7 separate regions of the Homo sapiens genome follow, and regions 1, 2, 3, 4, 5 and 6 are each linked to region 7. Evidence: chromatin loops called from intact Hi-C (ENCODE). Cell type or tissue: ascending aorta. All regions are shown on one strand. Each heading gives the region's core, and the rest is flanking DNA. Links, peaks and the distances in the headings are about the cores only.

Region 1 (4,435 bases), core at 1-4,000, 640 kb before region 7:
GTCCTCCCCGGGTATCCAAGAGGAAATCCAAGTCAAGGTCGCGATCCAAGAGGCCCCCCAAGTCTCCTGAAGAGGAAGGACAGATGTCCTCTTAAGAAAATGATGCATCAGGAAGCAACGTGATGGAGGACTTGGGGGAAAAGGATCACATACTCAGTCTATGGAAGCAACGTCCCTGGAAGAAGAGGCTGCCTATTGAAAAGGTTGTGTCACACTTTTCTACCTTTTTGCCAGTTTGAAGCTTTGCATCAGGTGGCAAAATTCATTCTATGTGCCGTTTTGTTGTTATTCACATTTTATTGTAACTTAGGAGGTGAACGACCTAAGATTACGTTATTGGGTTTGGATATTTGAGGCAAAAATTTATTTTTATTTCTATAGTGATGACTGTTTTGGTTTGAAATGAACAGATTGGTAACCTAATTTGTGGCCTCCTGACTTTTAAGGAAACGTGTGCAGCCATTACACACAGCCTAACGCTGTCAAGACATGCTTCAACATTGCCTTCATTCCTTAAAAACCTACAAAAGGTGGTGTAAATTAATATGGATAATTTTATTTACCTCCAGGTCTAAAAGGTAGTGTGACCCAAATTTGTATAAAGATTTTTCATGTGAAAGGACTGGGGTTTTAGCAAACACAGGTCTAATCTCTTTTGTGTTTTTGTGCACCAGGCCCGGCTGCGTAGCAGTTGAGTGATGCTGGTTAGCTATTAAGGTGGCCTGTTGCAGTGCAGAGTGCTGAGCTGCTTCCTGTTTTCTTCTGATTGCTCCTGGGGAAAACACGCCTTGTCCTGAAGAACAAATGGCTGTCCAGTTTATTAAAATGCCTGTCAACTGCACTTCCAGTCACCCAGGCCTTGCAGATAAATAATGGAGCATGCAGTGAGCACATCTAGCTGACGATAATCACACCTTTTCCCCCGTCTTTTCTGAAAAATTGTAAATCTGATCATATCAACATGTATGAACTTAAAATATGGAGAATGTTATGGAAGAAATAGTTTATAAGTTTGTTAAGTACTTATAACATGGTTTATCTTTTTGATTATTAATTTTTTACGCTAACCATTGTTTCTGTAGTTAAAATTGTTTTCTTGGTGTTATCTTTTCTCAGAATAAAATTAGAAACTTTTGATGGAAAGTAGGTTGTTTTATTTTCTGTATGACTTTTGGATATTTGTACTTTTGAGAAAATTATTAGCACCAAGTGTTTCTCAAAATATAATTTTTAAAAAATCCTTAATAGGCTTTTAGCTATGTGCTTTATTGTTTTATCACAATGCAGTTTATTTGTAGTTTCTCTCTTTTTTCCTCACACCTATGGTTTTTTTACTTCCAAAATTATTTTCAAATAATCCATTTTTGGCTTTCATCATTATCCCTACTAGATGTTATGTGTTCTTTTGCAATTGTTTCTGCTTATACCTTTACTAGCAAAGGGAAAAATAACAATTTGGTGTCAATGATCTGGTGACAATAGGATTACATTGGAGCCAATTGAATAAATTTATTCTTTCAATCATATGGATCTTCATTAATATTTTTGACTGAATTATCAATTAAAAATATTTCATTCCCTTTGTGCAGAAACTGCTAAATCCAGGGTTCGATTCTTGAATGAACTGGCAAGGTGGCTGTGGTCTGTAGATATACATCCCACATTTTGTTGTTATAACAGTTAGTAGTTAGTATTGCTTTCATATATAGACTCCAGAATCTAAATTTTACGATAATGACATTTCTTCTGGTCATGACAAATGTAATATTTTACAAATATAAATCTACGTAGAATCCAAAGACACACACAGAGCAGTCCTGTCTGAGAAATAAAAAATCAGGACACCCATGGCATCGTAGTAGCCCCTCGCGTCCAGCAGGTGGCGAAGGGAGGTGAGGTATATTTATTAAATGGGACCGAGTGGGACGGGGACGGGGCAGCCCTAAGGGTAGGGAAGCATTGTCAATTTCTGGGGATAGAATGAGACCCAGGCATAGCTGGAGTTTGAAGCTTTGAAGCAAAAATATCTGTAGAACATCTTAAACGTGACCAAAATATGATGTTAAAATCAGCAACTCTTTATACGTTAAAAACTTTGAAACCTGTGGCCGGGCATGGTGGCTCGCGCCTGTAATCCCAGCACTTTGGGAGGCCAAGGCAGGTGGATCACCTGAGGTCAGGAGCTCAAGACCAGCCTGACCAACATGGTGAAACCCCGTCTCTACTAAAAATACAAAAATTAGCTGGGCATGGTGGCGCATGCCTATAATCCCAGCTACTCGGAGGCTGAGGCAGGATAATCGCTTGAAACCGGGAGACAGAGGTTGTGGTGAGCCGAGATCACGCCATTGCACTCCAGCCGGGGCAACAAGAGCAAAACTTCATCTCAAAAAAAAAAAAAAAAGAAAAAGGAAAAAAACAAACAAACAACAACTTTGAAACCTAGGAACAATTTTGGACCTGTTGGAGCAGAAATGTGTAGTTGTCATTGAAGGTGTGAACATACCCTACCTCTACTCTACATGTGGAAGACCTGACCCACAGAGGACATGAACCCATGAAGAAGAGTGATGTGACATGTTTTGCATTTTATTAGTACCATGATCTAACCAACTGAGCTAACTGGCCACACCATTTTATCCTTTATAATGATCACTATGAGGGCTGAGTGCAGAATGGAGTGTATGTGGTCAAGAGTGGAAGCTGTGAGGCTATTGCAGTAATCCAGAAAGAAAGGTGACAATGGCTTAGACTTCAGTGGTAGTGTTGGAAATGGACATAAATAGACATATTCAGGAAATATATTGATCTTAGATCTAATAAGACACGTAATAGATTAGAAGTAGGGAAATTAATGAAAAAGCAGAATTAAGGATGACTTCTCACTGGCTTGAAATGCTAAATGGATGACGGTGCTGTTTAGTGAGTTGGGGAAGACTGGGCGTGGTGATGGGTGTAGAAATTGAGAAAGGAAAATCAAGAATTTCCAGAACTTTCAGAGCAATGTTAAATACTTTCCTTGATAGTGGGTCAGTCATCATTTATAAGTGCATTTCTAAAAATATTGCTTAATTTTGTTTTTGAGCTTTGTATAAGTGGAATTTTGTGTGTACTGATTATTTTGCTCAATACTATGTCTTTAAGATTCTCTGTATTGTTGCATGTGGCTGAGTTTATTTTTGATGCTGTGTAGTGTTTTACTAATTAATAAATCATAATTCAGTTTTTACTGTTCTATTGATGGACATCTGGGTTGTTTCCTATTTTAGTTATTCTGAATAAGGAAGCAATGAATATTTTTATACATAAAACCTGATGTACACGTGTATATATATTTCAGGTATCAATCCCAAAAGTGCATTTTCTGGGTTATAGATCAAGTACATATTCAATTTTGTTAGATAATTTTCAACTATTTTCCAAAGTAGTTCTACCAATATATACTATTATCATCAATTGATGAGAATTCTACTTGCTCCACATCCTCATTAACACTTGTTAACGTCAGACCTTTTAATATTTGCAAATCTGATGGGTATATAGTGGTATTTCATTTGGTTTTAATTTTCTTTACCCTGATTACCAAAAGGTTGTAGCTTTTTATTTGTTTGTTTTTTAGCCACTTGGATATCCTCCTTTGTGAAGTGCCTTTTCAATAATTTGTCCACCTTCCTATTGGGTCACCTGTCTTTTCTTAACAATTTAAAGGTATTTTCTATGTATCTGGATCTTATTTGTCTTTATGCCCTATAAATATATTTTCCCATTCTGTGGCTTGTTTTTTAATTCACTTTATGATGTCTTTTGATGAGTTATTTTTACACTAATGTAGCTAAATTCTTCAAACATTTTGTGGTTAGTGTTTTATATGTCTTGTTTTCTAATTTGAAGCAGTAAAGATAGTTTCATATATTATTTCCTATACTCAGTATAGTATTGTCTTTCAGCATTTAGTACTTTAACACAACTGAAATTGATTTTTGTGCATGTGGTGAGGTAAAAATCTAACATAATTTTTTTCCTACTTGGATATCAATTTTTAAAGCACTATTTATTGAAAACTCCTTTCCTATCCAATCTGCCACCTCTACCATATATTAGTATCCATACTGGGTAAGTTTACTTCTGGATTCACTATTTATTTCTATTGAGATATATACATATACATATACATACTGTGTATGTGTATATATACATGTATACACATACATATACATATATAAAGATGTAGATATATATAGAAGATATAAAAGATATATAGTCTGTAATATATAACATATATATAATTTTATGTAAATAGAATATATATAAAGTCTAAAATATATTTTATTTATATTTCATATATATTATGTATACTTATATATAATATATAAATATATAATGTAATTATGTATTATATATATAGAGAGAGAGACAGGCAGAGACAGAGACAGAG
Region 2 (4,521 bases), core at 191-4,190, 250 kb before region 7:
TGTGTAGTGAGGAAGGAAAAGAGAAAAATAGGAAGGAAAAGAGAAAAACCTCAGTTATGAAGGTCCATAACTTAGTGGGTCTAGAATATATGCTTTAGAGTCAGATCTAGGACCAACTTTCAATTCTGTCATTTATTAGATGTGTGATATTGGGAATTATTTTAATTTCTGAGCCTCAAGTTTCTCATCTGCAAAATGGGAATAAAAATCACATCTGCCTTATCAGGCTGTCTTGAGCACTAAATGAGATAATGCTTTGTGGCTGAGACTTGCTAGATACCCAACAACCTTTTCCCTTTTCTTCATGAGTCACCAATAGACTACATTTCCCAACTTCCTTGCATCTAAGTGAGGCTTTGTGACTAAGCTCTGATGAATGGAATGTGGATAGAAGAGATATAGGCTACATTATCGAAGGCTTATCCCCAAAACCTTCCTTATAATCCTCTATACCCTCTCTTTCCTCATCTACTGGTAGATTCAGAGGATCCAGAAGAGAACTCTAGGGTTCAGAGAAGGCAGAGCCACTGTATGGAAGGAGCCTGGGTCCTTGAATGACTGGAGCATAGCACTCCCCGCTCTGCCCCTCTCAATCTGTATTGGATTATGGTTTAACTACTGATATTTTAGAATTGCTTGTTAAAACAATTAATCTGTCCTGACGTATTTATTCTCATAAAACACATGGTAATTCTTCAATAAATGTTAGTGATTATGATTATGATTATTTGCTCCTTGGCTGGAATGGCTGAGTGAGCAGTTCCATAATTTAATAAACTTAATACTACAAGTGTGTTTTTGTTTTCTCTCCTGGCTGGAAGATTAACTGCTAATCTTTGGATTCCCTAAAAATGATATTAATAATGTCTTCATTTATTTGTCTAATTCATAAATATTCACTGTATGCCTACTCTTTATACAATTTTATTAGTTGCTGGGTAATGCAGGGATAATATCTTCATGAAATCTTTAATTTCACAAAGAGGGACTGGTATACAACTAGCTCTATTATGATGTAGAATAAAATGTGTGCTTTAACTCTCACCTAATCATCATAAACTGTGGCCTGTAACACTTCACTTCTTAAGAAATCTATAATACTCTTTCAAAGTTCAACCCAGGGTAGGATCTATGGGAAAGTTTTGCCACTTTCCTGGCAACCTAACCTCAACCTTCCATGGTCAGGAAAAGAGAAGGAGGGTTAAGTGGGAGCTGTTGTTTCATTGGAAACCACGTATGTGTTTACATGGTGCTGCTTTGTGGCCTCTAGAAGCCTTCCCAGCCCCTCCCTTCCTTTCTCTCTTCCTCCCTACGATTGTGCGATTGTGTGGCATCGCCGGCATCTCCTGGAGTTTGCTCATCTGTCCTGCTCTCCCAGGGCAGGGTGAGCGAAGGCTTAGCTGTGACAATCTAGTGCCCATTTTGTTCAACTTTGCCATCTCCTCTTCCCGGAACTCAGCTGTTTTATTTGTAAAATAGGCCAAATTAGATTGGAACTCAGGTCATTGGATATGTAGCATTCCCTTCTATCCATTACAAACAGCACTAATGAATCAACGCATTCCTTTTGCTGAGCCTGAACCCACGCAAGCCTTCACAAACTCAATACCCACTTCCAAGCAGCTCCACCAAGCTATCAGACTTGGATCCAGAGTCAGATGATCTCCAGGCATCTTTGGTAATGACAATAATACTCTCTGACCCCCTTAAAATGTTTTTTAAGGCACTTTTAGGTAGATAATCTCATAAGCACTCTGAGAGTGGGGTGGCATCTGTTATTTTTGTCCCCTAACCTCACTGTGCTCAGCTCTCAAGTCTCAAGGAAAGCTCAGCAAATATTTGAGAACTGAAAAAGACCCTGCTCCTCCTGACCCCTCCTTCTGATCTTTGCTTCTATTCCCTCACCAGTATGTCTTTTCACAGTCACAGGTACTAGTCTCATTCTCACTGCCTGTTTGACCTGGAATTACGTGAGCTCATAGGTTCATCTAGTCCATCCCTCTGCTCCCAAATAGGCTATTTCACATTCCAGCACTGACAAGTGCTGAGCCTGTTGAAGAAGGACAGCTGTCAGGCCCAAGAGCCCTTTCTTGGAATGCCTGCTGGTAAAACCAAGATCATTGGGCCTGTTTGTGGATGACTAGTTGGCTTAAAGGATTCCAAATCTTGCCTGTGGATTTTTCTTTCTGAACATATCATTAGATCTGAGGGTGTGCCAAACCAGCTCGGAGGCAAGGCTTTGTCACTGCGCCTTTTCATTCATTATTATTTCTCAGGCAGATCTATTTCTCATTGACTGGGGCCTCTTGGGCCCCTCCCTTGCCTTGTCATGCTCAGAACAGCCTGTTTGGCCGCCCTCCAGGGACCGCACTGGCCCAGAGGTGCTGTCGCCTGCCTCTCCTGACTGGTGGGGACAGGCCTGAGCTAAGGCTGCCTTTGTTCTTTCACAGTGGGTTATTTTCCCTTGGGCTTGGATGGCTCAGCAAAAGTTACTGGACGCTCGGCAGGGTGGGAGCCCTGAGCTGCACAGTTTATATTGGAAACTGTGGACATTGTTCTGGATCATCTGCATGGTGCCAGCATTTTTCCTTTTTGTCTGACAGGGTGAATAGTATGGCATGGGAATGGGGTGGGGATAGGGTCAGGCACGAGTCCATGCAGTCTGCCTTGCATTGCGCAGAGTTCTTTCCCAGCAGTGCCAATGCCGGCTCTGGCAAAGGAGGGGAGTGACCCAGGGAGGGCGTTGGTGAGACCGCTGTTTAGACTCAATCTTTAAAACCATAGACACCTTCAGGCACAGGCAGGACAAAAGGAAAAGAGAGAGGATGACAGGGAAACAAAGATGGTAATAGATTTAGGGGCATAGGAGAGAAGGTAGAAAATGAGAAAGTGTTTCTTCAATGAATCCCTTCTAGATATTACTCTAGTCATCTCATTTGAGGTCCTACAGCATCTATTATATATACCAAATCTTTCACTCCCTACTGTATACAAGTGTGTGACTTAAATTCCGCTCTAGGCTTGCTTTCCCCTCAGAGATTCTCCTACTCTTTGGCCTGAATTCTACTTCACAGTGAGTGTCCATCAAAAGCTCTTTGCTATACTGTCTCCCAGCCTCACTTCCTAAGCATTCTCAGAGCTTCCACTCCTGAGACTACGTGGCCTCCCTTATCGCATGTCATCTACCTCAAAGCTGCCAATTTACTTGGGGGTAAATCAAATCCACTTGAGCCACAAATCTCATCAATGCAGTGAGTTCACTAAAGAGTTGGGAGTAAAGGCATTATCCCAACACAATTTATGGCTGCAGTCTTGCAACTAGCTCTTCTCTTTTGACTTTGCTACCTTTCTCCTAAGTCTATGCCTCCACCTTGCATTTCCCTTGGTGTGAAGCTATCTTTTAGCTCTCTCTTTTCCCTTCTGACACTATTTGACAGTGAATATTTCCTGTGCTAACCTCTGGAAAATAAATACATGTCCTTCCATTTGGATAGCACTTTAGAGTTTACAAGATGTTTTCATAAACCTCATTGTAGAAAAATCTTCACAACGATCTCATGAAACTCAGATTATAATCCAGCTGATTTCTGCACTTTAAATCTAGGTTGTTTTCCCCCATGTTTAATGACCATCTACCTCTCAGGAAGAACCAGGAACTCTTGCAGAGTTAGGACAGGGAATGGGGAGCTGGGTCTCTGAGGGTGGGGTAGAGGGTGAGAAGGTCTCAGCGGGTAGAGGCCTTGGTGGTGAACAATGCAAATCTTACAGAAAACTTTTTACTTCAAGCCACCCACATTTTTTTTTCTTTCTCAGGCCCCAATATTTGCCTGGTTTATTTCATTTTCTCTTTTGTAAACCACAGCTTCTAACCATGGTTACTCTTGATTTACTCATTCATTCCTTCATTCATTCCCTTGCTCTTTACCCAACATTTCCTGGTGTCTACAACATTCCAAGCAGTGGTGCTTCTCTTTCCTGTGGAGAAGCACAGGCTGCTGCACAGCAGTGGGGCTGAGGTTCCTGTCCTGGGAGCTGGAAACAGCCCCGTGGAGAATTCTAGCAAAAGGACGTGAAAGGGCCCCTCCTCTGCAGCAGATCAACTTCCCTGTTTTTCATGGACATCCTCTGGCAAAGATTAAGACCATATGTTTTTCTATTAATATACATAAGATTGAGGAAAGACGTATCTTCATTCCAGAGAAGCACCCAGAGCCCTCCGTCTTCCAAGAATTCCTCAGCCGGAAGCTCAATGTGGTGGTCATGCAGCTACTCCTCTTTCATGTGCCTTCCACACATGGCTTCCACAATACCACACCTCTTGCCTTTCCCTCAATCTCATTGGTTGTTGCTGCTCAGAGGCTTTGAAGCTTTTTCCTCTTCACATTGGAGGGCTCCAGGACTCAGTCCTTTGTCTTCTTTTCTTCCCGAACTACCCTCTCTCCCTCGGTGATTTCATTTGCTCTCATGCCTTTAAACACCATCCACATGCCAACAACTCCCACATTTATTTCTCCATCCCAA
Region 3 (4,521 bases), core at 172-4,171, 370 kb before region 7:
TCTTCTTTTTTGTGACAAATAATAAAATGCTTATTGAGAAAAAACCTGTGTTCTCGTGGAGAGTTGTTACTTGCCAGGCAAATGAACCCCATTTTTTTCAGGTAATATAGTCAATCATGAATTTAGCAGTACCAGACCATAAACAAACTCTAACTACACCAACATCATTAATTCAAATTAGCTTTGGGGGAATGCTTGCGAAGAAAAGCATTTTCATGAATTTCCAATATGTAGGGTGATGAAAATGAAGCTAGAAGCACGTTACCAACTAGAGGTTCTTTGAGGGTCAGCTTTTAAGGAAAGATGACAATAATTTGTAAGTAGTATAAAAATGTTTACATGTAAATGGATGCTGCTATGGTTCTTACAATATGTTTCTTCAAGTAAGGTAAAAAATTTGGGCTGAGATTTTGTTTATTGTCCTCATTTACTTAGCAAACTTTTCTTCACAGATAGCATGAAGGTAACCTTCATCTCAGACAATGTCTGAAATCGCATATATTTTAAAATAATAGATTTCCTTTTCATAAGAATTGTTTCTATTAACCCTAGCCCAATAAGAAGAAAGGTATAGCAGTAGGAAGAAAAAAAAAATAATGCTTATTCTGGTATACGTAAAAATCATAATCTAAGTTGTCTGATGTTTCAAATTCTTTCAATTTGTCTTTACCACAGTGGATAAGTCAAAGTTAAGATCTAGAAGTCACTAGAATAAAATTATAAAGTTGAAAACATGACAGTACAGTTGCAAGGCTTCACTCCAGAAGCTTCATTTGAGTTACCGAGGGCAGTGGTGGTGGGAATCGTGTTCAGAAGGACATCCTTAAAGTTTCAGATCTTGCTGAAATAAAAATACCAGGCAGAGCTGGTTAACGGGTTAGCGTTCATCCCAGTGGCTCAAGTTCACCCTGATGATTAATTACAGTCTTGTTCGCCTGGTGTTAATAAGGCTTCCAAGAAGCCAGGCCCCTCCTCCCCACCAACCTCTGAAATTATTCTTCATTTTCAAGCACTGTGATAATCAACCAGAAAAAAATAATAGCGGCTCTGGAGACCTGCCCCAACCGGCTCTCTTGCTTGTTCTCTTTGAATCTTTTCTCTGGCCTCTTTACCTCACATGCTTCCCCTATGTGCAGTTTCTCTTTAGGCTGTAGAACACACACACACACACACACAAACACACACACACACACACACACACACACACACTCTCTCACGTAAACCCCTTCTTAGACTCCCTGAGAGCTTAGCAGAAAACAAGTCCTTGCTTGTGGGGAGCTTAGGAAGGCCAGCCCAGGAAAGCAAGGCTCCGGTGGCTGCTCGCCACGGGCTTTCTCTTTCGTATCCTGCCAGATGGTTTCCAACCCCCTTTCAGTTCCAGAACGGCCTAAAGCCCAGGGCGGGCAGGCTGCCTCCCCGGAGTGACATCTGTGTTTCTAGGAAGGCAGTCTTCTGGTTCTCTAAGACACTCTCTACTCTTCCTGCTTTGGCCTAAAAGCCTGCACTGGGGGAACCTTGCCTTTAGCTGAGGTGATAATCCTCTTTAAAATGCAAATCCCCCTGGGAGAGGGGACAAGTTGTAGCTCATACATCCTTTGCACTAGACAGGGAGCGAATTTCTGTAACCTGGGAGAGTACCAATTCACTTGGATCCTGTGGGCCCATAATATGGAGGGACTAAACTCTTAGCACAGGGTTGATAGGAATTCCAGTGATGATTGATGAAATGAATTGAGGTGCCCTGGAGAGAGGCCATGCAGGGTAGATCTGAGACTGTTCTAATACTCCTATGGTGGCTCTGGTCTGCCTAACTATTGTAGTATAGTAGCTGTTTTTACTAGACTGTCTTCCTACAGAATAGTAGGCAGAGATTGTGTTTGTCATGACTGTATTCTCAGTGCTGAGCGTGGTGTGTCTCAAACACAGTAGGCCCTTAAAGACTGTTTGAAGAACAAATGAAGGAATGAATGGTATGTCGGGTGAAGCCTCCTTCATCAAGAACAAATTCTAACAACTTCTCAGCATGTTTATCAAACCTGGCCACTCTGGAACAGTGACATTGGCTGTCACCTATGTCCAAACTTGCAGGGATTTCTGAATCTGCCTTTGCACAATAGGCACTGGGGCTCTTCACATCCCTCTGGGGGCTGTGCCAGGGCAGCTGCTTTCCCACCCAGCTCACTCCCCAGTTGAGTCTCTGCTTTTTTTTTTTTTTCCAAACCTTTCCACCTGGCTCAGAGCCAAGGAGGCCTCTAAGTCACACTCAGAATTTCCATGACAGTAAATAGACTAAACGAAGGCCTTTCCAGCCCCTGAAAGAGGCCTCTTCCAATTCCGCCCTGTCTGGCAGCATTTTTGTTCCCCCCATTTTGATACAGGCCTGTGGAAGGTCAATGACTCCTTTAAAAATAAGGAAAACATGGACAAGCGCCCAGTTCCTAACCTGCTGACAGTGCAGTTCTCTGCAGCCAGCCCACAGTTCTCTGCTGAAGCCTTCACAGTGATTTTTCACAAAGGTCTGCAATCTATTATGCTACAGTTGACTGCCACATTCAAATGTAAAAACAGATCCTTGGATCAACACCCTATAAAAAGCCAAGAAAAATGTGGTAGTGTTCTTTTCTGGCCGGAGCCAAGAACTTTCTGAGGGAGGAATCCTTTGCAAGCCAGCAGCTCTGTACCTGTGTGGTTTCACTGTAACTTGATCAATTCAGAATCCCGGCAAACTGTAGAGGTTGCAGGCATTAGCCCACCCATTGGGTTGAAAAGGATCTAAAGATGCTGAAGGGACTAATCACTAAATTATTTTCACCAACTCAGAGCTCTTGGAAAGATCCCTCGAGGTCTTTAATTTTATCCAGCTTCCTCGCTGTTTTCAGTCTGGCCTAAGTCATTCTGGAAGATGGCACTTTAAAACCTCTGCTCAAAACATGCTCCCTAGCTAAAATACAGCCACTTTCTTAAAATAAAACAACATGCCTGCAGCCCAGAGATCCTGGCTGAGCCCAAACAAAAACAAAGTTTCCTGCCTGGGAAGGAATGTCCAAGGGACATTGCTTACCACTGGCGCATAAAATCCACACAGGAAAAATGTTAGTTAAGAAAGATCAATTGGAATGTTTGAAGGTGTGGAAAAAAGATACCCATATTCTCCTTCCTGTCAGCTTGTCACCTTTCTCCTGTTGTCCCCTATCCCCTAAGCGTGTCTTAAGGCAGTGAGGAGTGCAGTGTCAGGAGTAGTTGGATAACTAGTTTCAAACTGTTTTGCTGGACTGTAACTACTGGTGGTATGCCACACTGACATTAGCCCCACAAACTCATCCCCTCCCCACAGGACTGCCAAATTGCTGCTCATATTCTGTCTGCTTCATTTGTTCACCTATTGGCAATTACCTTGCTGAGATCATTGTTTTCCTCTTCTGTATTTTTAGCTCCTTATGAAACTTGTAACAGGATGACTATCTCATATCTAGTCTTTGCTTTTCAGAGTTTAGCAAGCTTTGTTTTGGCTGAGTGTGTGGAAGTAACTTTCACTGTGCAACAAGATTCCTTTATGCCTGCTTCAGCCAAATATACATTGAGACATTGATTTTTGTTTGTGAACTCATATGCTGCCAGGTATATGTTTATCCAGATAAACATACACATAGCACACACATGCACAAATACACACACATACTTCTCCCTAGTTTAATTTTTTAAAAACAGCTTTATTGAGGCATAATTGATAAAAGGAATACATATATATTTTTTAATATGTACAATTTGATGAGTTTGGACATATGCAAACACCAATGATACCATCACCAAAATAAAGGTAATAGACATATCCAACACCTCCAAAGATTATTTGTGTCCCCCCACCCCCACTTTCTTGGTGGTAACTTCACTTACATAAATGAGATCTACCCTCTTTATGAATTTTTAGGTGTACAACACTCTATTGTTAACTACAGGTACTATGTTGTACAGCAGAAAAAAAAATCCATTGTATGTATATACCACATTTTCTTTATCCATTCATCTGTTGGTGGACATTTGGGTTGATTCCATATCTTGGCTACTGTAAATAATCCCTAGTTTAATTTTGATCTAAATGAAATACACATTAAGTATTGAATCCTGTTCTTAGGTCCTTGTTCTGTGGTCAGATGCCAGTACCTGTATTATATCACATTCCCTGTGTCCATCAAAGTACCTGGTACATGGTAGACACCTAATACATGTTGAATGAATAAAGACACAAGTAGATAAATAGTTTCTAGATCAATTTTCAGGCTGGGAGAAAAATCTAAGAAGAAAAGAAATACCATAGAATTGCTGCTTTCTGCTTCATCTTCCGACATTGACTTTAGGGAACTGGGGGAAGGGGGCCATATGCGGGGAACTAGGGGAGAGAGGGTGCATGCAGGTATGTGTCTCCTCCAGATCTGTACAGAGCCATATCCTTCTTGTCATTTAGTTTTCATTTTAACTATCACCTTCTCAGATGACCTTTCCTGACTACCTTGTCTAAAGAAA
Region 4 (4,521 bases), core at 314-4,313, 59 kb after region 7:
CATTTTCTTTGTTGGTACCATCAGAAAAGCTGGCCAGCTATGCCAGATTTTAGATTTTTCAGGGGCAGTTGGACACCAGACCATGTTGTCCCCGACCAGAGACATGGAATTTAACAAGTTCTTCAGGTGAATTCATTGAAAATCTTTACTTCTGGTGGGGAAAACACCCCAAACCTACCTCCTTGGATAGACAGGAAGGGCTTACATCTCATCTCTCTCCAAATCTTTTCCTGGGTACCACTCTCAACCTCTTTAGCCCCTCAGTTCTGGTGAGGGAATAAGAATTGTGTCCTGAGTTTTCAGCTACCTCCGTTTTGCAAGTTTCTGAGTGTGGCTCACCTCACCTTGGTATCTATTGGTACCTTGCTGTCTCAATCATGAATTTTAATCTCATATCCTATGATAAGTGATCTGTATGCCCAAGCTGAATTCACAGCCCTATTTCCAAATAAAATGTTTGTTTTTCACTCCTTTTCAAATGCTCCTAAAGCTTTTCTTACTCTAGTACTTTGAGATAAGTATATGGAAAGCCTAGCTATTGAGGTAACAGAAAACGTGCATTTTGTTTTAAAAATAAGTCATATTACAAAATCCTCCTACTTCTTTACTCAAAGGAAAAATTAAATACGGACAAATGCCCTTTTATCCCTCCACTCTATAAAACTACTCACATACTTATAGTCTAGGAAACAGGCCACTTCATTGACATAGATGATCAGAAATTGTGGGCCCATCTTGGTAACCATAGGAGCAGGCAGCTGATGACATCAGAGGCCTGCATTGCGGCTTCTGATTGCTCAGAGTTGCTATGCTGAAGGAAATCAGAAGGTGATGTAAGGAAAACACCATATTAAATACATTTCATTCCATTTGAGAGGCACTTGGAAATGATTTCTAAAATTCTCTAAATTCCTGCAGCCATTTTTAAACCTTCCATTTGAATAAAATGTATATTGCAAAAAGAACTTAAGACAATTTGAAAATAAGAATGCAGACTTCATTTAGCATATATATACACACAAACACATATTATATATATATTTACTGGTTATGAGTTTTGACTGTTAGTTTGACTATAAAAGCACCTAGCTACAGAATGGTTATGCCATGACCCCAGACTAAGTCACACTTGTATTAAAAGTCATTTTAATATAAACAAAAGTTGGATGCAGTAATTATGCTGGCTTGGTGTTTGGTTTTATTTCTTTTATTTTTATTTTTTGAGACGGAGTTTCACTCTTGTTGCCCAGGCTGGAATGCAATGGTGCGGTCTCGGCTCACTGAAACCTCCGCCTCCAGGGTTCAAGCGATTCTCCTGCCTCAGCCTCCCGAGTAGCTGGGATTACCAGCATGTGCCACCATGTCCAGCTAATTTTGTATTTTTAGTAGAGATGGAGTTTCTCCATGTTGGTCACGCTGGTCTCAAACTCCTGACTTCAGGTGATCCACCCGCCTCAGCCTGCCAAAGTGCTAGGATTACAGGCGTGAGCCACCACACCCGGCTGGTGTTTGGTTTTTGTATGAACTCCACTTTTCCCAGTGCCCCACCTTCCTTTCAGCTACTTTCCAGGTTTCTCAGGTTACCTTCTCACTGCTGTTCCACCTCATCGTTTTCAGTTTCAGTCATCACTTTTCAGGTATTTTCTAAACTGTACAGTTTTTCTAGCTGCATTGATAAAAGAGGGGGTCACAACAGAAGGTGAATGGTCCAGCCCTTATGAACCCTTGATGTCCCAGTAGACATTGTTCCATGAATAATAGGGGAGGCCTAATAATCCTCTTGAAGAAAAATTCATGTCACATAGAATGTGCAAAAATGAGCAACATCTACAAAGAACGATCATTTAGGAGGCATTTAATACATGCGATGGCTTGATTCAAAGCCTATTTCTAGCCCAGGGGGTAATCCAAGCCTCAGCCTTGGTTTCATGGCTGCACAGGTTGTGTACTGTAGAATTCCAGGCTTCCAGGGGTGCATTGACAATGAAAAGCTCAATAATGCAGTGCCCATGTCATGTCTCTCTAGGAGACAATGGCTTAGTTGGAGATAGTAGGCTTCTGATTTAGAATTGATGATTTCTTAACCTATTATGTTACCCCTGGGTATACTGGGTGCAGGAACTTCCTCACAGATAGATGAAGGAGGGACCAAATAAATGTTGCACCTAGTGCATCAGTAGGACTGGATTTAGAGGGAAAGAAATGTGCACAAAAAAATCCAGTATGGAAATCTTTAAAGCAACTCCTTAAAATAGTATTTGCAAATTCAAAAACAATCCATTCAAAGACAAAATTATATTTTAAAACTCACTTTTATCGAATGGAAAAAAAAATGTACACTGGAATTGTGAAAAATAAATTGCATCTGAAAATGGGTTACCGTACATAATGAAACATTGTTACAAAGAGTATGAGGATGCTTGCTCTGATTACAGTGACTCCTGTAACAACGTGGCAAGTGAAAATACTGTATTATTTAGTAGTGAAGCCCTCCCCCTAGTGGAAATAGGTAGGAATTTTAAGAAAAAGGGTTAACACTTTTAAATACATTTTATTTCCTCTTAATATTTACAGAATTAAAGAAAAGAGGTGGAGAATAGCTGTAGTGTGGTATAAAGACTTTTCTTACAGGGCTTTTAGGCCATTATAAGAGCTGAGATGTAAAACTATTTTAGAGTTTTGAGTAGAGCAGCTGGTATGGTCTGAATGTTTGCATTCCCTCCCAAATTTATATGTTTTATTTTAATCACCAAGGTGATGGTATTAGAAAGTGAGGCCTTTTGGAGATGATTATGTCATGAGAAATCTGATCCAATGAATGGGATTAGTGCCCTTAAAAAAGAGGCCCCAGAGAGCTGCCTTGCCCTTTCCACCGTGTAAAGACACAGCAAGAAGGTTGTTTATGAGCATGGGTCCTTATCACACACAGAATCTACCAATTCCTTGATCTTGGACTTCCCAGCCTCTGCAACCATGAGATATAAATTTCTAATGTTCATAAGCTACCGAATCTAAGGTGTTATGTTATAGCAGTGCCAATGAACTAAGCAGGGGTTCTCAACCCTCGGCTGAGACTACTGACATTTTCAGTTAACAAATTCTTTATTGCATAGGGCTGTTTCGTGCATTGTCGAATATTTGGCAGCATCCCTGGCATCCACTCACTTGATGCTAGTAGCAACCTCTCCCCAACCCCACCAGTGTGATAATCAAAAATGTCTCCGGACATTGCCAAATATCCCCAGGGGAGCAAAATCACCCTCAGTTGAGAACCACTGGAATAGAGGGATAACATGACATGACATCTTTTAATAGGATCACTCTTTGTTGAGAACAGACTGCAGACAACAGAGATACCAGTTAGGATTGGAGATGACAAAAAAAAAAAAAAAAAAAAAAAGGTCAAACTTGAAGTTAGAGCTTGCAGAACTTTTCAAAGAACAGCCATGAAGTGGGAGAAAAAGAGTCAACAATATCATCAAGGATTTTGGCCTGTAACAACTAAAATTGAGTTGCCATTATCAGAGATGGGAAGATAGCAGAGTGGCTGCCTTGGTAGTTGTTTGGACTGGGGAGTGCAGATAAAGAGTACATCATTTTGGACGTGTAAAACTTGAGAGCCTTTGTAAGACACCCAGATGGAGATACCAAGTTTCATTGAATAGAAATTCTGGAAATTAGGGGGAGAGGTCTAGGCCGTTACTGTAAGTTTGGGAGTCATTAGGCTTATAGGTAATATTAATGAGTTTACCAAGAAAGCAAAAAAAGAGCCCTGAGCAACTCCAACCATTCCATGTAAGGGATAAGAGAAGGAACCAACAAAAGAAACTGAAAAGCATCACGAAAGGTAAGGGGTTAAAAAACGAAACAAAACAAACAAACAAAAAAAACAGGCAAATGTGATGTTCTAGAAGTCATGAACCTTTGGACATTTTTTCTCTTTACACAAAATGGTTTCATCTTAGTAAGTCCCTCCCTAATGTAAACATTTGTGAATATCTATACTTTATTATACTTTCTGCAATGATTTATTTACCTAGCTGTCTCTTCTAGATTATGAGCTCCTGGGAATAAGATTTATCTTTGCATCTTTGTAGTAATTAGCATAGTGACTGGTGCATAGCAGCACATAACACATGTTCAACTGATAATTAAATTTAACAGGAAATTCACCTCCCTGAAATGAAAATGTCTATACAGTAAGATATCACTCATTGAGATTCTCAATTAAAAATTAGCAAAAACTCAGATATAATTCAAATAACTGTGACATTTAAATTATGTCGCATCAAGGATCAAGGACACAGTACCAGCATCTGCCATGTTTGATCCTACTATGAAAGGGATACCAATCCTTGCCTCGACGTCAACCAGTGTATCAGCTTTTGTTTTATATATTGGGACTCTTGATAAGATTTTATTTAAAAAAAAAAGTTTCCATGGCTGAAAACTATGATGCCATTAATCAACCCTAATAGAATTTTCATCGACTGCATCAAGGGACATGCTCCAAAGTTGAAA
Region 5 (4,521 bases), core at 278-4,277, 140 kb before region 7:
GTGGGTGTTTCAGTAATTTATTTTTGCGTGCCTGATTTAAACCATCCCCTTCTCACCAAATGGGAGCTTTCAGCTATTAGAGAAGACAAGCAGCCCCTTTTGTCTCTGTACCTTTCAAGCTGCAAAGATGCCTTTCACCAGATTAAAAGATTAAGGCTTCTTCCAGAATTCCAAACCAGCTGGTTCTGAGAATTTTAAATGTGCCTGAAAAAAAGCATCTGTTCTTTCCATGTTACTTTTATCTTCCCTTTATACTAACCAACTATTCATTTATGTCCACTAAGCCTGATAAATGGAGAATCTATAGTTTATAAACTCAAAGAAGAACCCTATTCCATGCATTTATTATTTTCCTAATTTTGCTGATTTCATAAAGACTACAAAATCAGGCTTTCTATCCTTGTTTTTGAGAGGCTGCCAGCCTGACATGCTCAATGTTACTGCAGCTATCTTTCTCAGGGTGGAACATGGCATTTGCACAAGAACTTGGCTTATATATTTTGAGAAACTTAAAGCCTTGAGAGGCTTTCTTGAACTGGTGTTTTGAAACTTCCTAATGCCCCAATTAAAAAGGTTTGTAGTTTTCTCTGAGTTTTGCAGCTCAGCCTGGTGTAATCTGGATTGGGACAGTTCCAGCAGAGGAGGTCAAAAAAAGTGCAAATTCATACATAATGTATGTAGGTTTTAATAAGCATCCTTTCATACTACAGCTTCTCTTCGTGGCTTCTCATAAAACTTCACAAACCACAGGCACTAGGATTATTAATTTTTAAAAGAGTAACAGAAGGAAATGTTCAACCTTTTGCAATCTAAGTTGCTCCAGGAATTAAAATGTCTTTATATAGATGCCTCATAACAAAAATCTGTACTCCATGGCAGTAATCTCCACTAAAACCAGGTAAACTCAAACTGTATCAATTTATATAAAGCTTGAGAATTCCCAGTACCCACTTACTATTTATGAAATGAAGATAGATTAATGCCCGGTGGAAAAAGGGGTTAGAGCAACTACGTACTAACTCTAGGATGGAATAGGCAAGAAGATATCATTTAAACAAAATAGACTAGGAAAAAGAACTTTTAAGTTGATTTTGTTTAATTTTCATTTTGATTTTATTTTACTTTATTTAATTTTTGAGACTGGGTCTCGCTCTGTCATCTAGGCTGGGATGCAGAGGCACAATCATAGCTCACTACAGCCTTGACTTCCTGGGCTCAAGCAATCTGCTCACCTCAGCCTCCTGAGCAACTGGGACTACAGGCACGCATCACCATGCCTGGATTTTTTATTTTATTTTGTGTGTGTATGTGTGTAAACAGATTCTCACTATTTGCACAGGCTGGTCTCAAACTCCTGGACTCAAGCAATCCTCCTGCCTTGGCCTCCTAAAGTGCCGAGATTACAGGTGTGAGACACTGCACCTGGCTGATTTTGTTTAATTTTTATTTTATAGAATGAGAACATATAAGGTCTGAATGGAACCTTAAAGAATGAATCAAATACTCTCTATGAAATTCTCCGGGGTGGGGGGAGAGCATTAGGAAAAATAGCTAATGCATGTCACCTTAATACCTAGGTGATGGGTTGATAGGTGCAGCAAATCACCATGGCACATGTTTACCTGTGTAACAAACCTACACAACCTGCACATGTACCCTGGATCTTAAAATTAAAAAAGAAAGAAAAAAATCTCTGCTTAGTGGTATGGCACGTATTATTGATGGTTTACTTAAAACCACCTCCATCCATTCTTTCTCATTCAGGAACCCGTGGGAATATATCCCTCGGCACCATGTAGAGTCATGTCAGACTTGACGGAAAGAATTACTCTTTCCTAGGGCAATACACCTAGAGCAATGGACCTAGAGCTGGGTATAGTACTGGATGAAATTTAGAGATGTCTCCCTTTAAGTAGCAAACAAACGCATTTCATATAGAGATACAGCCATCCAGTTACTGGATCACCTCCAGGGAAAGGGAACTCAAAATAGACCACTTCATTCCTGGTAAGCTCTGAATGTTAGGAAATAGTTTCATTATAAGAAGCTGAGTATTAGTCATGAAACTTTCAGTAACAAGTCACAGCTCTTAGACTCAAATTCTCTTGATTTTTAAGAATGGAGTAATTGAGAAGTCCACCAGAGATGTTTATGCACAGCTGAATCCAGCAGTTTCAATGACCCTGGGAAGACTACCTGACCTGATGTGTGTCACACATACATCTGTCAACCAATCACTGTAGCTATGAGCATGGGGGATTCTGACCCACCAGTTCTTGGTCGAACACTCATTCCTAGGGACTGAGTAGGTAGGGAGAAAGGAATCAGCTCCCCTTGAACTATAGGACCGAACAGAATTACTATGAAATAAGACTATTTACTCAAAAAAAGGGACCCTGGATAGTAAAAAATGTTTCAATTGCCCCATATATGCACTCCCCTCACATGATGCCAATTCCTCCCATCTATGACAGGAAAGAAAGGACATGCCTCTTCTACCAAAGGAGATACTTAGCTGCCCATGTTTCCTGCATCTAGCTGTAAATTGAGGATCTCCAAATGACAAGCATTCTTTTAGTGCAGAACCAGATGTGACTCCTATGGACTTTAACCCATTACTAAGTGATGATTTATTAAAGCATTCCTCCACAGGAAAAGTGTGTTCAATATAAAGGGGAAATACAATATGACTAATTCAAACTCCCAGTTGGAAAAAGAGAGAAGTTAAGGCAACATGCAGAGATCTACATCATATCTCACATGCATGGACAGAATTAGTGAGGAATCCCCACCTGCAGTGGACTGAGACGGCCAACCCAGCATTCCCAGTTCTGCTTCTTCCTTGTCATCTGTGGCCATGTCCAAGAAGAGTGTTGTATGATTTCTCTGTGTGGAACCACCCACCTTTAGCAAATCTAACAGTTCACTTGCTAAGGGTGCAGACTTGGAGCATTATGGGCTCTTTGGATTGAGAAGTTACAGGCTTGGGGTTTTTCTGGTAGTACAACTTCCTTAAAAATTCAATCAATAAGTGGCCAATTTGCTAATAAACAGTGCCAAAGATCTTATTGATTGAGCCATGGTCTTTAAAGATTGTGAGAAATGGGAAAGTTCTTCAAAGATTATAAAAAGTTATAATTTCCTACTATAAGATTGCTATCCACTATTAGTATATATATATATATATATTCCAAATCAGCTGTCCTAGCTTGCTCTGGCATGCCTGGACAGAACTAGACAAGCCCCAGCCCATAGCGCATGCCATTCCTTATTTGGAGATGCTTCTTTAACTATCCCTGGGCAACTTCCTTTTCTTTCTTTGTTCTGTTCCCCTTACCCAGTTAAAAAAAGTTTTAAACTAATAGCCAACCAGATAAAGTGTAAAATGTGAGGTCCTATTCCAGCCAATGGAAACTGGACACAGAATAGGGTAGACTCATCAGGTTATAAATAACTTTGTCTCCTTTGTTTGGTGTGCTCTCGTGACTGGAGAGCTGTTGAGTAGCACCCTTTCTGCAGAAAGTAAAGCTTGCCTTGCTGAGAGATCATTTGTTCCCATTTTAATTCTTCTTTTTTTTTTTTTTTTGCAACATCAAAAACTTTATTCCCAACAATAATTACCCTGTTCTTAGGGTTTCTGTGTCTTAGAAATAGACCTTGCTCTTTATCATCCTTCTAGCTCTCAAAGAACCGCTTCCATTTTGTCCCTGCCTCAGAGGGACTCAAAACAATATACCAGACAAGATAAGGCACAAGTAATTTGAGTAAAATACACATCAGGTGGTCTTTGTGTATTTCTCTGGATCTTCCTGGGTCCCAATCTTATCTTCTGCTATTTTTCCCACCTCTTTGCCTGGTTCCTACTAACATTTATTTGAGGTAGAGAATTCAGATTTTCAGTCCTGTTAATAGCATGATTATATGACCCTCAGATACCTTGGATTTCTCGGCATGGACAGAAAGGTCCTCTTTTAGCAACATAATATCACAGGGAGAACTTTGCTGGGCTCAGAGTTACATGTCCATCACCGAACCTCTCCCTGTATCAGGTGGAGTATGCTGGTTAGACTGGGTCATGTGTCTGGTCCTGGGGTGCAGGAAAGAGAAAGCAAAAATCATTTTCACTGCTAGCACAGGGACATTGCCTCTTGTACCCAGCACCCCACATCCTAACTGTTTAGCCATCTACAGCACCCACGTGTAAAATGACCACACTTACCCTCAGTTACATTATACATCTGTGGCTTTCCTTCCTAAAACCTTTTTCCCCCACCTGGGGGGATGCCTGTAAAACCTGCTCGATTGGCCATCGAGCAATGTTTTTTATTTCTTTTCATAATTTTTTCATTTGTTTTTTTGCTTAAATCTAGGAGTATATTATATAATATACTCTATAAATATATAATTTATACATTTAATATATATTTAGAAGATATACTTTTTAAAACGTATAAAATTTCATGTAATTGAGTTCACTGTTTTAACTTGTCAAGATCATTTCGATCTGGATGATGTTCCTAT
Region 6 (4,521 bases), core at 331-4,330, 58 kb before region 7:
AAGTAATTTGAGATGGCTGGGAGAGAGCCAATTAATTAATTCCATCTCCAGGAATATTGCAAAGCCAATCTATGATCCAGGTTAAAAAGCAAAATCACACACTGGCAACAAAGGGATGGCTTAGGAAGGCAGAAATGCCTATAATCTTCATCAGCCCCATAACCCAAATCAACTCTAAATAAACATCTAACTCAAGTAAAAACATGATTACTATGTAAACACAGCTTCAAGCTACTGCCAAATAAATACACTTTCCACATAAAGCAGTGTGCCTTTCCCCAAAATCAGCTTTGGAGTAGTACTCTACCCACCCCCAATTCCCACTAGATCATAGCCCCCAAGCCCTTCATAAATGGAAATTCTGGAGGTGCCAAAGCTCTCCAGAATTTCAAGGATAGTTTTATCTCTTTTGAATAAAGTAAAAGAAAGAAACAAGTGGTACATTGAAGCAACAGTGGGATGCCAAGAACTTGAAAAAAAAAAATTAACAAAATTACTCCTATAGTTTGAATGTGTCCCCCAAAAGCGTGTGTTGGAAACTTAATCCCCAATTCAACAGTGCTGGGAGATGGGGCCTAACGGGAGTTGGTTAGGCCATGAGGGCACAGTGAATGGATTAATACTGTTATTGCAGGAGTGGGTTCATTATAAAAGGGAGAGTTTGAGTCCTTTTTGCTTTCTCTCTCTCTCTCTCTCTTTCTCTCTCAGCCCTTCTGCCTTTTACCATGGGATGATACAGCAAGAAGGTCCTCACAAGATGCTGGCCACTTGATCTTGGACTTTCCAGCCTCCAGAATTGTAAGCAATACAATTCTGCTTATTATAAATCACCCAGTCCCAGGTATTCTGTTATAACAGCAAACATGAACTAAGGCAATTACCTTCTGAGAGAAAAATAAAATGAACACACTGTCTCAAAGCTGGTTTATATAAGTTTGCTTTAAAAACTAAGACACAGGCTGGCAAGCACTAGTTATAAGCAGATTTAGAGTATAAGCATATTCAGAGAAACATACACCAATCAGAAAGGGACTGTTCAGAAAAGAAAATATTTTAAAAAAAAGATGACACAGAAGCAAATTTGGCTGTGCTCACTCAACCCCTGTCTAGAAGAGAGGGCCCCTTGGTTTGTGAAGAGTATTAGGTCTCTGTGCCAAGTGTGCACCCCTGAAAACAGATGGCTGCCTCAGTCCATCATGTTCTGATCTAACTAGACAGGCAACTTATCTAACTCTCCTGATTCTGATTACATGTCCACCATGTAACATTCTTATCACAAATGACTATAGGGAGGGAATGCACTAATCAGCAACCAAGAGCTCTTTATCTGCTTAATATACTTATATTCTCATCATAAATTCATTGATCGTTTTTCTAGTTTAATTTGAACCATGCACCATCTTTCCATCTGATTAACACTCACCCCATACGAGCTCCAGGAGCCATGGGTTCTTTGTCTTAAAGGGAAGGATTTTTGCCAACTGTTAGTTGTCTGGGAGTGGTCATAATTCTCACCAGAGCACTTGTCTTGCCCACAAAATGGTTGGGATTATTTTAGAGGCTTCTGGAACTGTCTGGGATCGTGTTTATGTGCCACTAGGTCTACTTGGTTTTGAGCTAGCTCCCATTTTTTTCTCACCAGAAACCCCAAGCCCTGCTCTTTCAAAAAACCCCGTTCTCCCATCTGCTAAGAAGCACACATTACTAAGTAAACACCAAGGAAAGAGAGACTTACTCGTGAATAGAAAATTAAAACATGAAAAAGAATGGGCTAGAAATTAAAGAGAACAGCCTAAGGAGGGCTTGTCTCATGAAGAAACAGGGAGACCAAATTACCTGAGCCCTAGTTTCTATTCCAGCTCAGCCCTGTGCAACCACCTTTGTAGCCTGGCAGAACTACTAAGGTCAGTGATGATCAAATTTTATGTGTGTCCTGGCTAATAAAAATACTAGTACTCATAACACTAGTGTTTACTTTTAATTAAATTATTTTTATCATAATGCTATTTAAATAGAAGTGCAAACATAAACCTAGGTATAAATTTCTTATGCGCACCCAACTATGAACTTACAGAACCAATATAATTCACATTACCTCTATTAATTTAATGTGACAGAGGATGTTACTTGCTGAAATAAAAATCACTCCTTTCTCTGTGACCATGGTCCTGAATGCCAGAGCAGGAATGTTTTTGGTTTGGCAGCCTATGCTACTGTGTGCTTGAGAGAACTTAATGTTCCCATCACAGTTCTTTATTTAAGTTACTGTGAAACTTTTACTCATAGCTTGCATCATGATGCCATTGGCCTTCCCTAATATATTATTTTTTTCTCTGTTCTTTTCCTTTCCACTTGAGGCCAATAAAGTTGTAAACACAAAAGCCAACTCCAACACAGAAATTATGTGGCAGTACTAAGGTAGGCATTTGATGACTTAGAATGTATTTACATTAATGTGCTAAAAGTTAAACACAAATTTAAGTTTAATTACTGTGGAGAACCTACACACGCTAGTTTAAGTAAATGGTAAATCTAGTCCCTTGACTGAGCATCATGTCAGGCTTTCACTCCCTCCTTCTAATGCACATGAAATATGTAAGACATAAAATCAATGTTTCCTTTCTGCTCTCAGCTCACAAAATGGTTGAGGCAACCTTATGCCTTTTTCTTTCATTTTGCACTCCGCAACTCTGAGCTTCTATTTGAGCAAGGTTATGTAAGTTGTCTGGGGAATATTCGTGGATCCCTCTTCTCAAGGAAAGCTGAAAACTGGAAGAGAATGAGATTTGCATCCTAGTGCCTATTCTTTAGTTTTGTAAAAGAGCAACAGCCTATCATTAATGGAGCAGAACAGCAGACAGGACTGGAAAAATTCCCCAACTGTTTATTTTTCCCTACTCATGCCTGCTAAAGCAGAACTTAAACCTCCCTTTGCATTCTACTCCATTTTCCCCTTCCCTTGGAATGTGAAGTCTACTTTTAGGATGGAAGAAAATAAACATTAAAATTTTACAAACTGGAAGCATTGGTTACAAGAGCTTCTGGCATATCTGCATCAGTTTTCCATTTAATCAAATAACTTAGGAGTGGAGTAGGGCACTAACAATGTTCCAAAAGACCAATAAGCCCTATTTCCCCAAATGCCCACTGATTAAAAATGCCACCTTTATCATATATAAATCTCCATATAAATGCAGATCAGTTGCTGAACTCCATGCTGCCACACTAATCTATCAGTCTATTCCCAGGAGCATTTAACCATTTTAAATACTATGAACAGACAGGAACTTCTAGATATGATCTCCTTGCTTTCTAATTTTTCTTTCATAATTTTTTCCCCTTTGCTCTCTACATTTTTGGAAATTTTATCATCTTCATCTTTGAGATCTATAATTTGGTCTTCAGGTCTTCTATTTAAAAATTTAGCAATCTTGATTTTTATTTATAAGAGCTGTTCTTTATTCTTCCTCCTTCATTGCAGCCTGTTTTTATTTTGAGGTGGCAATATTCTCTTAAATGTCTCTACCTATAACATTAAATGTTCTTAAAGTTCTCTTCTGTTTCCTGGGTCACTGGTTCTGATTTTTTCCTCTACCTCTAGGTTCTTTATGTTTTATCACTGCTTTTCCTCGAATATCTGGATAGTCTTAATATTTTCATTAATCTGATCTCCATTTTCTTTCAATTATTCAGAAATTCTTCTAAGTTTCTATTCATTATATCACTCTTTCTCAATTTTCAGCATTGTTATGGATGTACTGACTTCAAAGTTTCTTTTCTCTGATTATATTGAGGATTTAAGAAGACGATTCAGTTCGCCATCCTGTAATAATTTATTAATTTTTTAAAGACAAAATTCATGTCTCTTCTTTAAATAATGGTGGCAGAACATGTGGGGATTTCATACGTCATACAAGAGTGTACTTTCAACCAAATGCCGTCTGATTTCAAATGGTCACCTTTATCACATACTAAACTTCTGTACAAATGTAGGTTTATTTCTGAGCTTTGTGCCGCCTCACTAAGCTATCAATCTATTTATATATCAGTAACATTTTTTTAAATTAATTATTGGTTCGCTTACTCCCATTTGCCCAGCAGATATCCACTTGCAAATTGGAAAGGATTGTGAAAAAAAAAGAAAATGATAATACAGACTAGTAACATATCTTGAAAAATGTTTTCCTCCTTGCAAACATCGAAGAACAGAAAAGCAAGTGGTTACCTAAGATTTACAACATTTCCTTAACATTTATGATAACATGTATCCTGTCACAAAGTATATATAACAAATAGTATCTTTAATTTATCCCCAAAATAGTAATTAATGTCTCGATTAATATCTCCATTTTACAGAAAAAGAAATCAAAGCCTGGAGAACTTTGAGTTAAGTATCTTACTCAAAATTACCCAACTAGCAAATGGCAGGACTTAAACTTGGATCTCACTCCAGAACTCAGACTCTCACTGCTATACAACACGTGCCACTTTTTATTCAAGCAATGGAGCTTCTTTTTTCAT
Region 7 (4,521 bases), core at 354-4,353:
TCACTTATCCTCAATCCTTCTAAGTCTCTGTGTTCCCCCAATTTAGTCCAGAATTTAACCTCTGACCCAACATAATACTGACCACTTCAATTTCAACCAAGTCTTCAGAGAGAGATTTAGGAAAACCAGTGCAACTTGTTTATTTGGTGGGGAGGGGATAAGTGCGAAAACTTACTGGATTATATTCCCAGGGTCCTCAGCAACCACCCATTAAGGCGCTGAAAAGTTTATAGAATAGTCCCAAGTCTTGCATTCTTTCTATGGGGGTGGGGGAGCCCCAAAAGATGTTCTGTTTCCTGTGACCTACCGCACCATTCACAGATGGTTTTTTAGCAATACTGCCTGTTTTCTCTGTGTTGGTTTCTCTTTAGAAGAAGGGCTACCAACATTCAGCAGATAGACAATGACACAGGCTGCACTGCTTGCTCTCTTGGCCTCATTCTCACCCTAATATGAGAAAAGACCTTGTCCCAGGTTTGCATAACTGTGAAACTGCATGTTTTAGGCAAAAACAAAAATGGTTATTCTATGCACACCAAAAAGATGGAGGAAGATGCCTAAGTTGACGGCATTTTCACAATGGAAAGACTTTTAGGTAGTTATTGAGTTGGAATTTGTTCTCTTCTCAATTAAAAGCTAGAGTTATTTATATAACTACTCACACTGCCTCCACTGAATGAGAGAGCTGAAAAAAATGAAGTGAAGCACAGGAAAGAGTTAAGTCATTCCTAGGTGACCAGTGCTGTGAGCTGACTGAAAAAAAGAAAATCTCTAAAAGTTCTAGCATGACACAGATCCAGGCAGTTGTGCTTAGAAGAAGAGTAATGAGAACTAAAGAGATACAGCTGATAGAAACTCATGTTAAGGCGTAAACTCGAAGCAATTGCAGATAGAAAGCCTGAGACTTCTCAAGTAGTTTAAGTGCTCCGATTCAAGAAGTAACCATTCCAATAGAAACCTATGGGGAATGTGGAATAGTGTCACATAAAAGATAATAAAATCACATACTAGAATTAGATGAAAAGGTGGGGGGGAAGTAAAGATCTATACATGGGCCAGGCAGAGACATTTCCTTTAGGTATCCCTGGATAAACCTTTTATCAGTTCTGTAATAACTTAAGATATGAAATACTGCAATTGCTTGACTATATATTATTTGCAGGAGTGGTGGTGGTGTATGTGTGTGTGTTTGTATTTGCTCGTTAAGTACATAGTTGAACCTAGTATATTCCTTGGTTATGGGTTTAATTATTCTCCTTCATTTGTGTAACACCTCATATAAATCCCCCAGTAAGAAAATATCTTGATGGATAATTATCTGGACTGGATCTGCCCAGTGGAAAATCACAACCAAGGTTCTGGTGATCAGGGTAAGCAAATATTAGAAACAGCCCTTCCAGAATGTTGCTTTAGCAGGATTATTCCTATTTGAATATGCCCTACTATATACTGGAAGGCACCAGGCTGCAGAAGAAGGGTCCCAGGAGATTTTGTTGCAGTATGTAACTCTCCTCATAGAGGGTGTGATTTGACAGAACTAAATGGCCTCCCCACCCCCAAATCACCTCCTTCATCAGGCTACCATGTGCCTGAAATTCTTCGCTCCCTTTTTTAAAGTGCAATTAGAGGGAAAGGGGTGATTACAAATTTAGTCATTAGCTTCTACTCAAACACTGATCAGGACATTTCTTCAGATTAACTACCAGGGGATCTTGAATATAGTGAACATATTTTACAAATCTAAAACTGGGTCAAGTGGTTGGACAAGTAAAAATGTAACTATGAACTTTTAAAATTTTTGAATTTATAACAGTACCAGAAGAACTGACATATTAATTTCTCATAGGCATGGAAAAGTGTTATTCTAATGGAGAGGAGAGGGAGGAAAGGCAATGGATCCAGGTGGAATGGAATAGTTCAGGGCCATTATTGCAAGAGAACATCATGGAATTCACAGAGGAATGGGAAGATAGGAAAGGACAGGGAAACAGCTGCTTCTGAAAAACAAAATGTCACAGGGCTGCCCTAGGTGACCCTAATGTTTCCATTTAGCCCTGAATATTTTTACTGCATTCTTCACGGGGGAAAAAAAAAAGTAAAGGAAAAGTAAACAAAGATAAAATATCCTACGCCCTTGAACATAAAATAAGGAGAAAGTGGATGTTCAATCCAACACTTCCTGAGTTTATACTCTGTGTCAACCCCTAAGCCAGGTGCTATCCCTTCACTGGGCCAAGGACCAGGCTATTGGGCATGTGTTACCATAGTGACACGCTACTGAGAACAACCTCATGCCCCACTTATACTGAGTCTTCTAAATATTCCCAAGGTTCCTCTCAAGCAGAAATAGATTTTTCTTCACACTTCTAAGAAAGGACTGTATTTATTTGTTTATGTATTACCATAAAGTTTAGCAATATGATGCAAAAACTAAGTGCTAGGAAAGAAAATATACTTTCATCGGGCATGCCAGGTGTTTTTGTCTGAAAGACTAGCATCTTACCTGACATCTGAGCAGAATATGAAGAGCTCTTAATCAAGTTTTCAATTTCATTTGCCAAGATAAGCTTGCATAATGTCTTTAGGACACAAATTTCCCAGCCTTCACTCCTCAAAACATCATGAAAGAGCTAAATAAAGTGAAAGTGGCAAGTGATACAGGAACTGAGGTATGTCAATTCCTTTAATGGGCTGGGAAGCTCCTGATTTCGAATTTAAGAAAGATACAGCCGCAGTCCGGCCTTGCCTAGAAAGGCATTGCTGGCAGCTCCCGCCCTGGTTAGAGAGCGCCCCCTACTGTTTCTCCTCTTTGTCGGCTCCAAGCATGCCAACACCCAGGCCGACTCACAGTTACAAAGCACCAATTGGACAAGTGTATCCTGGACTGTGAAATAAATTGAGAGGAAGAAAGCGCCAGCCTTGGAGCTGGGCAGAGAGGATCATATTGGAGGTTTGGAAGGAGAATTTCGGATTTCTCCTCACCACCCAGACCCCTGGTCCTAGGATGCCTTCCAGGAAGATCAGACATGGCTTGATTTAAGAGCAGAAGAATCTATCACCCGAATTTCTTTACCTCCTGTCACACATAGAAGTAAGAACAAGAGACAATCAGAAGGAAGTAAAGAACAAGCCAGAGAGACAGAGCAAAGGAGAACCAAGAGAAAGAACCCCAAAGGAAAAGAAGTGGAGAGAAGAACAGAAAAGGAGTCAGGCAGAAAATAATAGAATAGTCTTTATTTCCTTTTCACTCCCTCCTCTTTTTAAAACAATGTTTCTAATGAGCATCTAGTTTCATCTGAAAGTTTTTGAGCGCACTTGTTTACCTTTGCTACAATTTTCAGAGTTTAGCACTTTTGCGGGCTGGGTGTTGGGAGCTGAGGCTCAACTGTCATTGTTCATTTCTGCTGTGATTTTGCACTGATATTTGTATGTCATCATTTAGTCGTTTTGTTGTTTGTTTTTGCCATCAGCTTGTGTTTGTTGCAAGGCAGTTCTGCTGCTGTCTGTCCTCCGCTTCTGGATCCATGTCACTGCTCACACTGCCTCATTGACATCTTTCCAAGACTACATATCAGGACCCAAGCCTAAACAGGTTTCCCTCCCTCTGGAGAAGCACTGTGAGGTGGTGAAGTCCGGCCCCTCCAAGTGATTCTTGAAAGGGGCAGGTAACAAAAAATTATTGAGGGTGTTGGGGAACAGAACCATCATAGGTTTTCTTGTTTAATATACCTAATAAAATATGGAATTGAGAGGGACTAAAGTATTGTCCAAAGTCAAACAGCTTGTAAGTAACAGGATTTGAACCTGTGGATCCCAAAGTTCATTCTTTTCCCTACATTACACTGCCCCAGAGCTCTTGTAGCCCTGCCAATCTAGGCTCACTCCAAGAGAAATATTCCCCACTTGCAAGAGTTCGTAGAACTGTCCACACTACTGAAATTGTTATGTCTCTGGGTTTTCCTTTTAATAGGCACACGTACTCAAATTTGCATAATGTAAATGTAGACAGAGTGTAACTACCATGTAAGCACAACTACCATATAAGTGTTATGAGTGATCCTTTGGAAACAAGCCTAAAAAATCCTGAAATCATATGAAAACAGACACTTTTTATTCTCCTGGGAAGCAGATGACATCATTTTTTATGCAAAGTACACTAAGACAGTAGAGTGCTGGTGAGGTGCTGATAACGCAGCTCTCTGTCGGGAATACGGGAGCCCTAACTTCCAGTGTTTGCTGATTTCTGTGGTGTAAATATTTCCACCATGGCAAAATATAAGCTACTAATATGACATCACTGAATGCAGAACTGGGGAAAATTGTGCTTAGTTAGCTCTTGTGAGCCCACACAAGCTGGCACCGGCATACAACAGCACTAAGGGCCGCGCACCCATCACTGGAATTAGACTGCACGTGCACATCAAGGAAGAGAGCCTGTAGCAAGTACCATGACAAGCAGGATAGGGTGAAGTGTGTCAGTTCTGGAGCCCAACTGCATGTAGGTTTCAAAGCCCAGCTTTG

Evidence for each region. Hi-C counts contacts between places; a loop is a spot of excess contacts. Peaks named below come from ENCODE experiments on the same cell type or tissue, not always from the same donor. Only the 100,000 strongest peaks of a DNase experiment are listed, where the experiment ranks them.
Region 1: a loop joins it to region 7, with 3 times the contacts of the local background. A loop is called at or near these places in 44 of 110 quality-filtered maps.
Region 2: a loop joins it to region 7, with 2.4 times the contacts of the local background. A loop is called at or near these places in 8 of 110 quality-filtered maps.
Region 3: a loop joins it to region 7, with 1.9 times the contacts of the local background. A loop is called at or near these places in 22 of 110 quality-filtered maps.
Region 4: it touches region 7 in a loop (3-fold over the local background); 34 of 110 quality-filtered maps call a loop at or near these places.
Region 5: a loop joins it to region 7, with 2.8 times the contacts of the local background. A loop is called at or near these places in 19 of 110 quality-filtered maps.
Region 6: a loop joins it to region 7, with 2.6 times the contacts of the local background. A loop is called at or near these places in 11 of 110 quality-filtered maps.

What each region holds. Positions count from the first base shown.
Region 1 is chr11:95,067,981-95,072,415 of GRCh38, forward strand. It overlaps SRSF8 (serine and arginine rich splicing factor 8), which reads left to right. Exons shown (of 1, transcript NM_032102.4): 1 at 1-3,245. The coding sequence ends at 95. Among named protein-coding and RNA genes, the nearest start is that of SRSF8, 3.3 kb to the left of the region's middle. RefSeq lists enhancers at 15-124, 432-611, 622-681 and a silencer at 1,854-1,913. In ascending aorta, for the core only: a CTCF peak has its summit at 1,871 (motif pointing right); DNase peaks (open chromatin) are centred at 791 and 1,901; H3K4me3 peaks cover 2,276 bases; H3K27ac peaks cover 1,552 bases.
Region 2 is chr11:95,451,616-95,456,136 of GRCh38, forward strand. No RefSeq gene overlaps it. Among named protein-coding and RNA genes, the nearest start is that of SESN3, 220 kb to the left of the region's middle. In ascending aorta, for the core only: no CTCF peak of the experiment used is centred there; a DNase peak (open chromatin) is centred at 2,376; H3K27ac peaks cover 2,285 bases.
Region 3 is chr11:95,336,332-95,340,852 of GRCh38, forward strand. No RefSeq gene overlaps it. Among named protein-coding and RNA genes, the nearest start is that of SESN3, 110 kb to the left of the region's middle. RefSeq lists enhancers at 271-3,810, 1,432-2,159. In ascending aorta, for the core only: no CTCF peak of the experiment used is centred there; DNase peaks (open chromatin) are centred at 1,300, 2,170 and 2,270; H3K4me3 peaks cover 1,496 bases; H3K27ac peaks cover 3,169 bases.
Region 4 is chr11:95,761,987-95,766,507 of GRCh38, forward strand. No RefSeq gene overlaps it. Among named protein-coding and RNA genes, the nearest start is that of FAM76B, 26 kb to the right of the region's middle. In ascending aorta, for the core only: a CTCF peak has its summit at 2,504 (motif pointing left); no DNase peak of the experiment used is centred there.
Region 5 is chr11:95,565,855-95,570,375 of GRCh38, forward strand. No RefSeq gene overlaps it. Among named protein-coding and RNA genes, the nearest start is that of FAM76B, 220 kb to the right of the region's middle. In ascending aorta, for the core only: no CTCF peak of the experiment used is centred there; a DNase peak (open chromatin) is centred at 2,233; H3K27ac peaks cover 2,897 bases.
Region 6 is chr11:95,645,316-95,649,836 of GRCh38, forward strand. No RefSeq gene overlaps it. Among named protein-coding and RNA genes, the nearest start is that of FAM76B, 140 kb to the right of the region's middle. In ascending aorta, for the core only: no CTCF peak of the experiment used is centred there; a DNase peak (open chromatin) is centred at 2,196; H3K4me3 peaks cover 640 bases; H3K27ac peaks cover 3,659 bases.
Region 7 is chr11:95,702,930-95,707,450 of GRCh38, forward strand. No RefSeq gene overlaps it. Among named protein-coding and RNA genes, the nearest start is that of FAM76B, 85 kb to the right of the region's middle. In ascending aorta, for the core only: a CTCF peak has its summit at 2,803 (motif pointing left); a DNase peak (open chromatin) is centred at 2,792; H3K27ac peaks cover 2,177 bases.